2 separate regions of the Homo sapiens genome follow, and region 1 is linked to region 2. Evidence: read pairs that join two places in POLR2A ChIA-PET (ENCODE). Cell type or tissue: endothelial cell of umbilical vein. All regions are shown on one strand. Each heading gives the region's core, and the rest is flanking DNA. Links, peaks and the distances in the headings are about the cores only.

Region 1 (5,392 bases), core at 173-5,172, 88 kb after region 2:
GCTGAGATTTTCAAAAGCTGCTTCAAAATGAAGGCTTTCCCAGGAATATCATATTCCCATTATATTTCTCCATTCTCTTCTCTTTTACCTGCAGAAATCTTAGCAGTAGCCCCCAAACAGCCTCTTAATGTTTAACGTTTTGCTAATACAACCCCACTCAGAACTACCAAAGAGCAATTTGGAACAGGAAAAAAAAGCTCTATTTTTAAAAGGCCAGCAAAAAAGACACTGCCTGTGAAACTGTACGATAGAAGCTGTTCACATCTAATATCTGAAAGAGCTACCGTTCATATGAATAATTCAAAAACAGCTCCAGACAAATGATCCTGGGATTATATGGAAATAGAAAAAACCTCCGGAGTCTGCCGTTCCTTTTATTAAAGCCTGGTTCACATTGAACACTGTTTTCTCTGGGGTTATTTCTACTACAAATGAGCAGTCAATAAAGCAGAATCTGTCCAGGATTGTGCCCGTGTGAGCACCGGAAGAAAAGTCATTTTTATCTACTATTCATTTTTACCTTGTAAATTATTAATTAATGTAGATTGGATAAAAATTAAAAGTAAGCAAATTAGTCATTTGTTTATTTTAATTATTTAGTGGGCTCACAAACCACTAAATAAACTAAATATTTCTGCTTGCTGCACAGATCTGACACAATTAAAAGGTGACAGAGGTGCCATCCATAGTGACCCAGATCATACTGTTGATGTTATGCTTCATCCTGACTTTCTTAATTATGGTATTGTTGCCAAAATGTGTCAGAGGCACCTGAAGGAGTGGATGCGGCACATTTGAATTTTCCTGAAAGCTGAAATTTTATATAACCTTTGACCTTATCCATCTTAAATGAAAGCACTTGTTAAAAAAAATCCATCTTTTACAATCACATTTGGCTGTCAATGTGTTAATAAAACCATTAGGCAGAGGTGATTTTGCAATTTCAAAAGGAATGACTTTGATGGCAAGGGAATCTTTGATGAAAAATGTCACTGCCATTAGGAAAAGATGGTACCTATAAGAGGTAAATAGGACTTCTCAGTTTCAATGTATTTAAGTTAATGATCACTTTGTACTAGAAAGATGTCAGTATGTGGGAGCTATCAGATAAAATGAGCCTGGATATTTAAGCATATATCTTACAGATTCTTTCGAGAATATCCCAAATGAAGTTTTTACTTTGTGAATAAAATAAACATATTGAGAACTGACAACAGGAAATCCTGTCAGGGATATTCACTTACTACTCATGCCAATGAACAAGTTTGCTTACTTAATACATCATCTTTCAAAATAGTTCACATAAGATAATTAAGTGGGGAAATTAGGACAAAGGGAAAATAGGGCAGAAAACAAAAACAGACATAGGAAGGAGGCTGGAAGATCTGTATAAGCCTTCAAATTTGGCTGTGAGATTCCTAGCAGCCAAAATTAAAGAGGAAAACACGATTAGTTAAAGAGACACAGAATCCATAGGAAACAAAAACATTAAGTGAGGAATAAAGTACATATATCAGTACAGCCAGGCAATCTACTTTCCTAATGTAAGGTGCTATCCAGTTTGAGTTCAACAATGGACATACTAAAATGTGTAGCTTATTGGGTTCCACCCCTAGAGATTCTGATTCAGCAGTTCTGGGGTGGGGCCCAAGGATTTGCATTTTGCACATATGCCTAGGCGCTGTTGATGCTGCTGGTCTGGGGACCACACATTGAGAACTACTTTTATAAATGAATATCTTAGCAGAAAGATGTATAAACAAATTCACGATTCCACGATTCTCTTGCTGTAGTTAGTATCCTTGAAAACTTTGTCATTCCTCTTTTAGTAAGTTTCAAAGAGAGATTCAGATGTAAAATTATGTAGACAAGATAACCATGAATTATGTTGACAAGATGACCATACAGAGTTCATATATTTGTTATCCTGGAATAAACTGAGATGATTGATAAAAAAGTTCGGTAACAGTAATTGCTTTGTAATATTAATTATTTTGTTACTTCCATCTTCTTAATTCCCCTCCCCCAACCACACCTTCTTCAGAAAGAAAGAAAATTGTTGGTCTCACTGAGATTTGCTTAAGGTCACAATCAGTTCGCAGGATGTTTCAGGATCTAGGTCAAGCTCAGTCTGCTATTGAGAGTATAAAGTTCTGAGAAAGAAGACAGATATCCATGGAAGTTCATATTTATTCTTCAGAGGTCTCATATCTTCTGTCTTAATCTGAAAACGTAACCTATTATTCTGTTTCATGATAGAAGTTATGAGGAAGAGGAGAAGCAAAGGCTGTGATTGAAAAGGGAAGTGCTCAGCATCAGCTGGTCACATTTCTTACGACCTGCTGAAAATGATAGTCTTTATGCCTGAATGCGTATTTTAATCTCAGCCTGAATTCCAGGAACAAATAAATAAATCATTTCCCTTTGCACTAAACAAATGCTTCTGTCTATTCTCCCATCCTTAAATTAAAGGAGCTCAAATGGAACCTCATTTTGATATGAAAGCATGACTTTAGTAAAAATTAGCATAAATTCTACATTGGCATATTAAAAGGAAATTACACAAATGTGAAAAATGAATAGAATGTTCTCAAGGCTAAATCCTGGCAGACAATGAGCAGTGTGACTTAATTCATAGATGCTGAAAACCTCTGTGTAAAAAACAGGGATATAGCCGTTGTTCATTTATTTTAATAACTGACATAGATTTTAATTATTTATAATTCTTCAAAGTGTATTTTTAATAGTAATGAAGTCTTAGGAAGCTGAGCCCACCTGACAGCCCTTGACTATTTAATCTTGGCTGAAATATGTGATGGAATCACAAAGTTCTCATCAGTGAGGAGATACAGCTGATGAATTAATAAAGTGAGAATTATCATATTTCCTTTATTCTGAAGCTTTTATTTACATATTTGAAAATATATGTTAAATTATTACGGTCCTTTCCAATTCTAATATTGTGGTCTTATGGAATGTTTCAGCTCATAAGTTGTTTTGCCCTGACAGATGGGAAATCTAAGGTTCCTGGAAGTTAAATGACTTGTCTGAAGTTAAACACAGTGTCAAGGCCAGGCTTGAGACATGAACACACCCTTGATTCTTGCCCCTCACCATCTATGCAACCAATCCCGTGTAAAGACAGGGTTAAAAGAAGCTTGCATCGTGAAGTGAAGGAATGGAATACCCCTCTCCTTCTTCTTTTATGTGGCTGAAATCTAAAGTAAGCTTCAAAGGGGCACAGGAGGCAAGAAAGGCCTAGAAAACAGTGCCTGTGACTGCACTCCACTTGGTTTCCATTCTGTTGTATTTACACTGCCTCCTTTTTTTTTACTTGGATTTAGAGCAGCTCCAAATGTTTATTTCCAAAGCCTTCTTACCCTCACCTCCACTCAAACAAATGGCATCAATTTGCCACATCTTCAAACTAGAGCTAACACCATGTCCCAAGTTCAGCTCCTGCCTTTCAAAGGCCAATGATGTGAGTGAATAGTGGGATGGTCTCTACTCATGTTGTTAATCTTCAATCTGTAAAGGAGGCCAATGTAATTGCCCCTTTCCAATCACAATTGAATGCACTTCCCACAGGTTCTCTTCCTCTCCATTCTACTTCAATGTACCTATCAAAATCCTGTATGTCCTTTAGTTTTCTCCCCAAATCTACTTCATGTAGCCTTCGAAGAAATAGCTACTTGTTGGCTCCGATAATTATGGTACAATAATAATGGTTCTTCATTTTGATGTATGCGGGTCTAAATTTTCCATCCTGTTCCAGGTTATGATCACTCTGAGGACAAAGACTCTACTCAGTTCTGCATCTCACTTTGACCTATATGTTTTCTTGCATGTTTAATGCCCAAAACATATTTGTTAAATTTAGTAATATTCATTGAATGTATCAATGTATAGCTGGAGCCTGGAATATAGGATCAGTAAGTATTTTTTGAATGGAAGAATGGACAGAAAGTTGGAGAGATGAAAAAATAAGTGATTGATTAAAATTTATGGATACATTCACTTTTTCTCCGGAAAAGTCTCTCCTATGATGTCAAGAAATATATTTAGAAAAAAAAAAAAAGCATACTAAAGGGAAACTATTTCAAGAATCAAAATGCTTCTGGTCACAAACATTTTTTTACAACTCACACTCATTATTCCTGTGAAAAAAAAATCTCTGGAAATTTTAAGGCTACTTATGATACAGTTAGCTGTCTATGTGATAAAAGCATTTCATTGCTTCTTAAAATGCAAATAGATTGTTTGTGATCACTATGGATGAATTAACAGTAAACAGAAGAAGACATTTAACTCTATGCATGGGTAGATGGGTCAGAAATGCCTTCCACAGTTCATGTCTTTTTCCTGGTTTGACCCTTTCTCCACCATTCTTTTCAACACACTCTTTTCTCTCCCTCATTTTCTGTCTACATCAGTAGGGAAATCACCATAGCAACAATCTGAAATAAATCAATTCAGCTACTATTTTCTGGATGTTACAGCCTTGTTCAGAGGTCAGATTTCAAAGAAAGCAAAAGACTGAAACTCCTGACAGATGAAGGAGGCAGAATTTTCTGCTAACCTGAATAACACCAATGAAAGGAAACAGAGGTGATCTCATTGCTTCAAGCTCAGTGATACAGCAGCAAAAGAAAAGGAAAAAGAAGAATATGATCACTCAGATGCTTGCTTTCCTTCTGAGGAGACTTTTAACCATCTGTGAGCAGTACTAGAAGAAAAGGTGGAAACAATTCAAGCAAATTAATAGAGGATGAAAATGTTCTTTATTAGAAATGAGGCCATTTCTTCGTATCTGATTCTTTAAGGATAAAAAATTTCATTTAATGATGAATCATTGCTTTATTTCCTCCTTCAGGTACTGATGTTGTCTTTTCTACCCAAATAAGATACCAAGATCTTACAACTCTCTATGTTACACAATGATTTGAAATGCAGCAGGAACTCTGTGTGTGTGTGTGTGTGTGTGTGTGTGTCTGTGTGTGTATGTGTGTGTACGTCTAGATAGAATATGGCAGTAAGACTGAAAAACAGACCAGAAGTCAGAAGTCAGGTGATCTGGGAATTTGTTGTGGCTCAATCCTTCAGCCAGCAATGTTGCCAGGAACAGGTCACTTAACATTGCTGATTCTCATCTATCTGTTCACCTTAGAGGATTTATGAGGACTGGTGAGAAAGGAATTGTCAACTACATGTTTGTTCAGCCTAGGGTTGGTATCAGAGATACTCATGATCCCTAAATCATGCCAAAGATGTGCCAGCTATCTGTGCTTGAACACACACAACCTTCAAGTCTAGTGTTCCTGCACACAACTGAAGACTTTTTAGACAACTATATTGCATAAGGATAGTAAGAACAAAGGTTCAAGAGGCTTGG
Region 2 (5,392 bases), core at 260-5,259:
TCCAAATGAAGTCTGTGTTATGAGTGGCAAAGGAATCTAGGCTATACTGTTATGGTGAAAAATTACTGACTACTTCCCAGGCTTCCCACTGTTATAAGAGTTGTTCTAAAGTAACTTGGGTGTGAACTATTAGAATGAATGGTGGGTATTGAATTTTGTTCTTTTGTGTCTGGCTTTACCCTCCTGTCTCAATCCCGCAGTCTTTTCTTCTGTCACAGACAGTGGAATAGCTAAGAGGTTAGACAAGCCCATCACTGTGGCTGCTTAGTCAGCTCCTTGACCTGCCCAATAATAAAACACTGTTCTGGTTTGTTTTTTATTTTTCCTCCTTTTTCAATCTCGACCACTTCTATTGTCTAAGCAAGCAGCGTATGTTCTTTGGACAGGTTTAAAATCAGAAATCCAATCAAAATTGCTTTTTCTCTAAAGTACACTTGTTCACTTGTTTCTAAATGCCAACCTTTTAACTTTTCTGACTAACATCATGATCATTTAATCCCAACATATCCCAGAGCATTTAAGTTAACTTAAAATGTGAAAACAATCTGCAATTTACTTCACTGTGTAGCTGTGGGTGACAAAACCTGTGCCACTTACATAAATCAGGTTTTTGTGTCTTGGAAATAATTATATATTAACCTAAGGGCAACTATTTAACAAAAATTAAAAACCAAAATCACTTTTGATGCTTTTGACCATTCAATAATTTCATTATATATTACCAGGCTTCCTCACCTGCTCCCCTCCATCCGTTTTTTAATGGAAGTGTAATAAGGGCACTAAAAAAGGGGTTACTAATGTTTGCATAATTTGGAAAAGTAGAAGACATAAAATCTATAGTAATTTTAACTCTGCATCATTAAACATGAAATATTGATTATTGCTCTTTGCAACAGAATTTATGAAGCTAGCTAGGCTGCTGTGTCCACATTAAGTGATTCTGATGCTTTGCCCTCGGACCTCAGTGGCTGTAAATGATGCTCCCTGGTGACAACTGGGAGGCTGGCATTCTGATCCACAGCCTTAAGAGATACATTTCCCAGATTAGACCAGGAATGACCCAGCTGCACAGCCCAACTTCAGAAAATTAAATTGGAGGGAGTCCAAACCTCTGTTGAAATAACTGTGTGAATTACAATGCTTCCACAGGCCTTGTTATAATGTAAATGTGCTTTACAATTTACTGCCACTTCCCTTCTATCCCTGCTGTGAATATGGGCATTAATAGTCATCTCATATATTTAGAGGCAAAAAGGCATCAAAAATAAAAATGCAAGATTCATGTATTCTCCCTTTGGAAAGCAAGGACTAAATTCCTTGGTTTTTTTTTTTTTTTTTTCAAAAGGAGCATACATTTTGTTTATGTATTATGCATTAATGTTTTCTATGGCTGGCAAACCTGTAAATTTCACACAGGGAAGTTACCTTGCAGCTAAACACGAATTTCTTTAGGAGGAAAAAAATGGCAAATAGGACATCAACAGCTCATTTAAAGGATTCATTCAGTTAAGTTATGGTCACATGAAGCATACATGAGGTAGTAGACTTAAAAAGATATTTGCCTGTTTCTAACACTTTAAGGACATTTTGAATGTCCAACGAGATTCAGAGGGACTGTGATCTTACAGCAGTAATCACTGAGTGAGGTAGTCCTAGGCCTTACTACACTTGTCGACAGTGGACTTATTATTAACATTAGCTGCCTTCTACATTGTAAACTTAGAAACTTACAAACATAAGATATGCCTATGAAAATTGAAAATTGTTGTGATAGCTCATTGTTCTTGTTTGACCAACCAGACTACGTTCATAAACATTATTAGGACATAAAAGCTTTTGCTGCCACATGCGAAAATGTCAAACACCCGATCTAAGTCGAAACATAGCAAGTACAAACCTAATTTGGACTGGTTAAGTCATTGTCCCTGGTAACCTTGGATCTGAGATAATTTCAGTCCCTGAGATCCTCCAAGAGTAGAAGGGTACTTCTGGAAGGGTACACTTACAGCTAGATCATTCAAGCCAGCTCTTTGCCCTAATCTGAATAAGCACCAGCAAACTGCAATCCACTCGCACTGGATCCAGGATTGTTAGACAGGATAAGCCAGCCCAGTGCTATTTTGAAAAATACCCTTCAGGCTTAAATATTCCCCTCTCCTTTCCATAAGTAGTACATGGTCTCAAAACTTTTGCTAGTTTTAGATCATGACATTCAAAAACTATCATTATAGAATGAAGAACTGGCTCATTACAAAATGTCTAACCACTTCCATTAAATCTAGGATACAAGAAATTGAAACACTACTAGTAAAATTTTTTAAGTGGTCTCTTTGCTCAATGTTAATTCAGCTTAACAGCAGGACAACTATAAAAATTCAACTGAGATCAAAATATAGGTATAGGCACAAGAGTGTAGATATTTTTACATTTCATGTATTTCTGCCTTCTGAGAAAATTATCCTAGAGACCATGCTTCAAGATGAGAACACAAGTACAAATAAGCACAGAAGCCAACAAATAAACACCTCTCAGAAAGCAGACAGAATAGCAAATGTGGATACGTGAATCCATACACCAACTCTGGGTTTCTTGCACCAAAGCACAAAAAAAAAGTGCAGGCAATCAGAACAACATGTAACTCCCAAATTGTTTATACCTGATTCTGGAATGCATTTTGTTGTAGTGTAGCAAACACCATCCAGATTAGATTTTTTTGCTTAGCAGGGTTAGAAAGTGAGTTTGCATTTCTTATGTATTTACTAAGTGATGTTGTGAAGAAGCAATCCAAATGCATGCTGGTAAGAGCTCCTAAAATGCCCTGCAGCCCTTCATACCGATCTATCTCCCCCTTTCTATCCCCTCCACTACCACCCTTGTTCAGGGCCTTGATTCTTCTCTCTGGGACTATTTCATTGTGCTGCCTAATTGCTTTTCTTTAAGTACATATTCAACAATTTAAAACATTATTTTTATTATTGTAGAGACAGGGTTATACAGGCTGGTCTCTATCTCCTGGTCTCAAGCAATGTTTTTGCCTTGGCCTCCCAAAGTGCTGGGATTACAGGCATGAATCACCGTGCCGGGCCCATCTCCAATAATTTAACTCTTCTGCTCATAAACACTACTGCTAACTTAAACAAAAACAATCTTCGGGATTAAAAACATTCCTAACTCCCTAGCCACAGGATTGCTTCTCTTATACCTTCTGAAATTCTTCAAAATTCATTTGAAATGTGATTTTATATATTTTAGTATTTCCTTCTGCAACTAATTCTATGTCATTTCTTTGAACTATTTTTATTACTACTAACATTAATTGAATTTTACTAGGCTCCAGGCATGTTGCATGAATTATCTCTTAAAAATTATCACAGAAGCCTTATAAAAATAGCAAAATATGCCATTATTATTCCCATTTCTTGGATAAGAAAACATACCTAGGAGAATAAGTAACTTGTCCAAGGTCTTATAGCAGAAATGAGGTGCCAATATAATAAGCAGTCTGATCCCAGAATCTAAACTGTATCATCTGCACTCTTTTCCCATGAATGACTTGGGACTTACACCAGTGTGAGTAGCAGCAGTATCTCACTCATGGCATTTGTAAAGAAGTTGTAATGTTCTGCAAACTGCTCGGATTTATCATTTAAATTAGATGCGTCATCTAATTACTGTCTGATCTTAGAAAGCAACTCCTTCCATTTAGATCTCAGTTTCATCATGTGTAAGATGATGATGGCAATGCCTCCTATACAATACTATGTGGGGATTAACTAAAATAACATATTTAAAGGTGTTTTGTGTACTCTAAAGTGCTGGTCATCCACAGAGAGATTCCTTAAGTGTCACACCAAGGATAGCAATTATGTCTTACTTGTCTTGTCATTCCTGTGGTGTCCAGCTCTGCTCCATTCCTGTGTAATCTTGGGCTGTGTGACTCCTTTGAGCCTCAGTTTTATCATCTGTAAAATGGGGACACTAATTGTACCAAATTTCAAAGCTTGATGATTAAAAATTCAGTCTTGCACCAGGCAAATAGCAGGTGCTCGATGACATTAGTTATTTTAACTATCACACAGATTTTTATTATTATGTATCTCAGACTCTTCAAAACATGGATGTTAACCTAAGTATCCTCCCCTGGCTCACTCTCAACCCATTTCCCATTAGTTACCCAGTTTTGCCAAATGGCCTCTGGAACACCATCTATTCTACTTTCCTTATTTGAAGACTTATTGCCTGCCAGAAGGAGCAACCTGAAATGCCAAACTCATCAGGACAGTCAACTCCTTGGAACCTTTCTTGACCCCCCTCACCTAGCAGATAGAGCCTAAGCCCCTGGGCCTGGCAGGACTTCATACCAAGTTCTGTGTGACATGCCCTCTCTTTCCATCCCCAACCGACTTAATTCTCTTGGAACATAAACGTGTCATCAAAACCCAGAATGAGATCATGAACTCAAAAACTTGGGATGACTCAGTCCAGATGTGGGTTCAAAAAAAATCGATAAGAGAGTCTTTTAAAAAAGAAAGAAAAGGTTAGTAATATATTGCAGTGTCTATATTATCATTAAATAGCGCAGCATTACCTCAATTATCTGGAGAGCAGTCTCTAGGAGAGCATTATATATTGGAACAAATCTCTATACCTGGATGTTAAGTCCTATCTGTCCCAGAAGATCTGTCACACAGCTCTCAGCCAACCCCCACCTATTTTACCTGAAAGTTTTCATTTAAAGTCCTCTTTAGGAATGATTCTTTCCCACACAACAATAGTGGGAGACTTTAACACCCCACTGTCAATATTAGATCAACAAGACAGAAAATTAACAAGGATATTCAGGACTGGAACTCAGCTCTGGACCAAGTGGAACTAACAGACATCTACAGAACTCTCCACCCCAAATCAACAGAATATACATTCTTCTCAGCACCACATAGCACTTACTCTAAAATTGACCACATAATTGGAAGTAAAACCCTCCTCAGCAAATGCAAAAGAACAGAAGTCATAACAAACTGTCTCTCAGACCACAGTGCAATCAAATTAGAACTCAGGATTAAGAAACTCACTCAATGAGCTGAGATCACACCACTGCACTCCAGCCTGGGTGACACAGGGAGACTCCATCTCAAAAAAAAAAAAAAAAAAAAAAAGAAAGTCTCTCAAAACGGCACTACACGGAAACTGAACAACCTGCTCCTGAATGAGACTACTGGGTAAATAAGGAAATTAAGGCAGTAATAAATAAGTTATTTGAAACCAATGAGAACAAAGACACAACATACCAGAATCTCTGGGACACAGCTAAAGCAGTGTTAAGAGGGAAATTTATAGGACTAAATGCCCACAGGAGAAAGCAGGAAAGATCTAAAATCGACACCCTAACATC

The links. Peaks named below come from ENCODE experiments on the same cell type or tissue, not always from the same donor. Only the 100,000 strongest peaks of a DNase experiment are listed, where the experiment ranks them.
Region 1: POLR2A ChIA-PET joins it to region 2 with 8 read pairs; 1 of 35 experiments calls an interaction of 5 or more read pairs at or near these places.

Annotation. Positions count from the first base shown.
Region 1 is chr3:159,144,261-159,149,652 of GRCh38, reverse strand. The region is part of intron 1 of IQCJ-SCHIP1 (IQCJ-SCHIP1 readthrough); the gene reads right to left. All of the region lies in intron 1 of IQCJ (IQ motif containing J), which reads right to left. Among named protein-coding and RNA genes, the nearest start is that of IQCJ-SCHIP1, 78 kb to the right of the region's middle. In endothelial cell of umbilical vein, for the core only: no CTCF peak of the experiment used is centred there; a DNase peak (open chromatin) is centred at 2,472.
Region 2 is chr3:159,232,216-159,237,607 of GRCh38, reverse strand. The region is part of intron 1 of IQCJ-SCHIP1 (IQCJ-SCHIP1 readthrough); the gene reads right to left. The region is part of intron 1 of IQCJ (IQ motif containing J); the gene reads right to left. Among named protein-coding and RNA genes, the nearest start is that of SCHIP1, 38 kb to the left of the region's middle. In endothelial cell of umbilical vein, for the core only: no CTCF peak of the experiment used is centred there; a DNase peak (open chromatin) is centred at 3,107.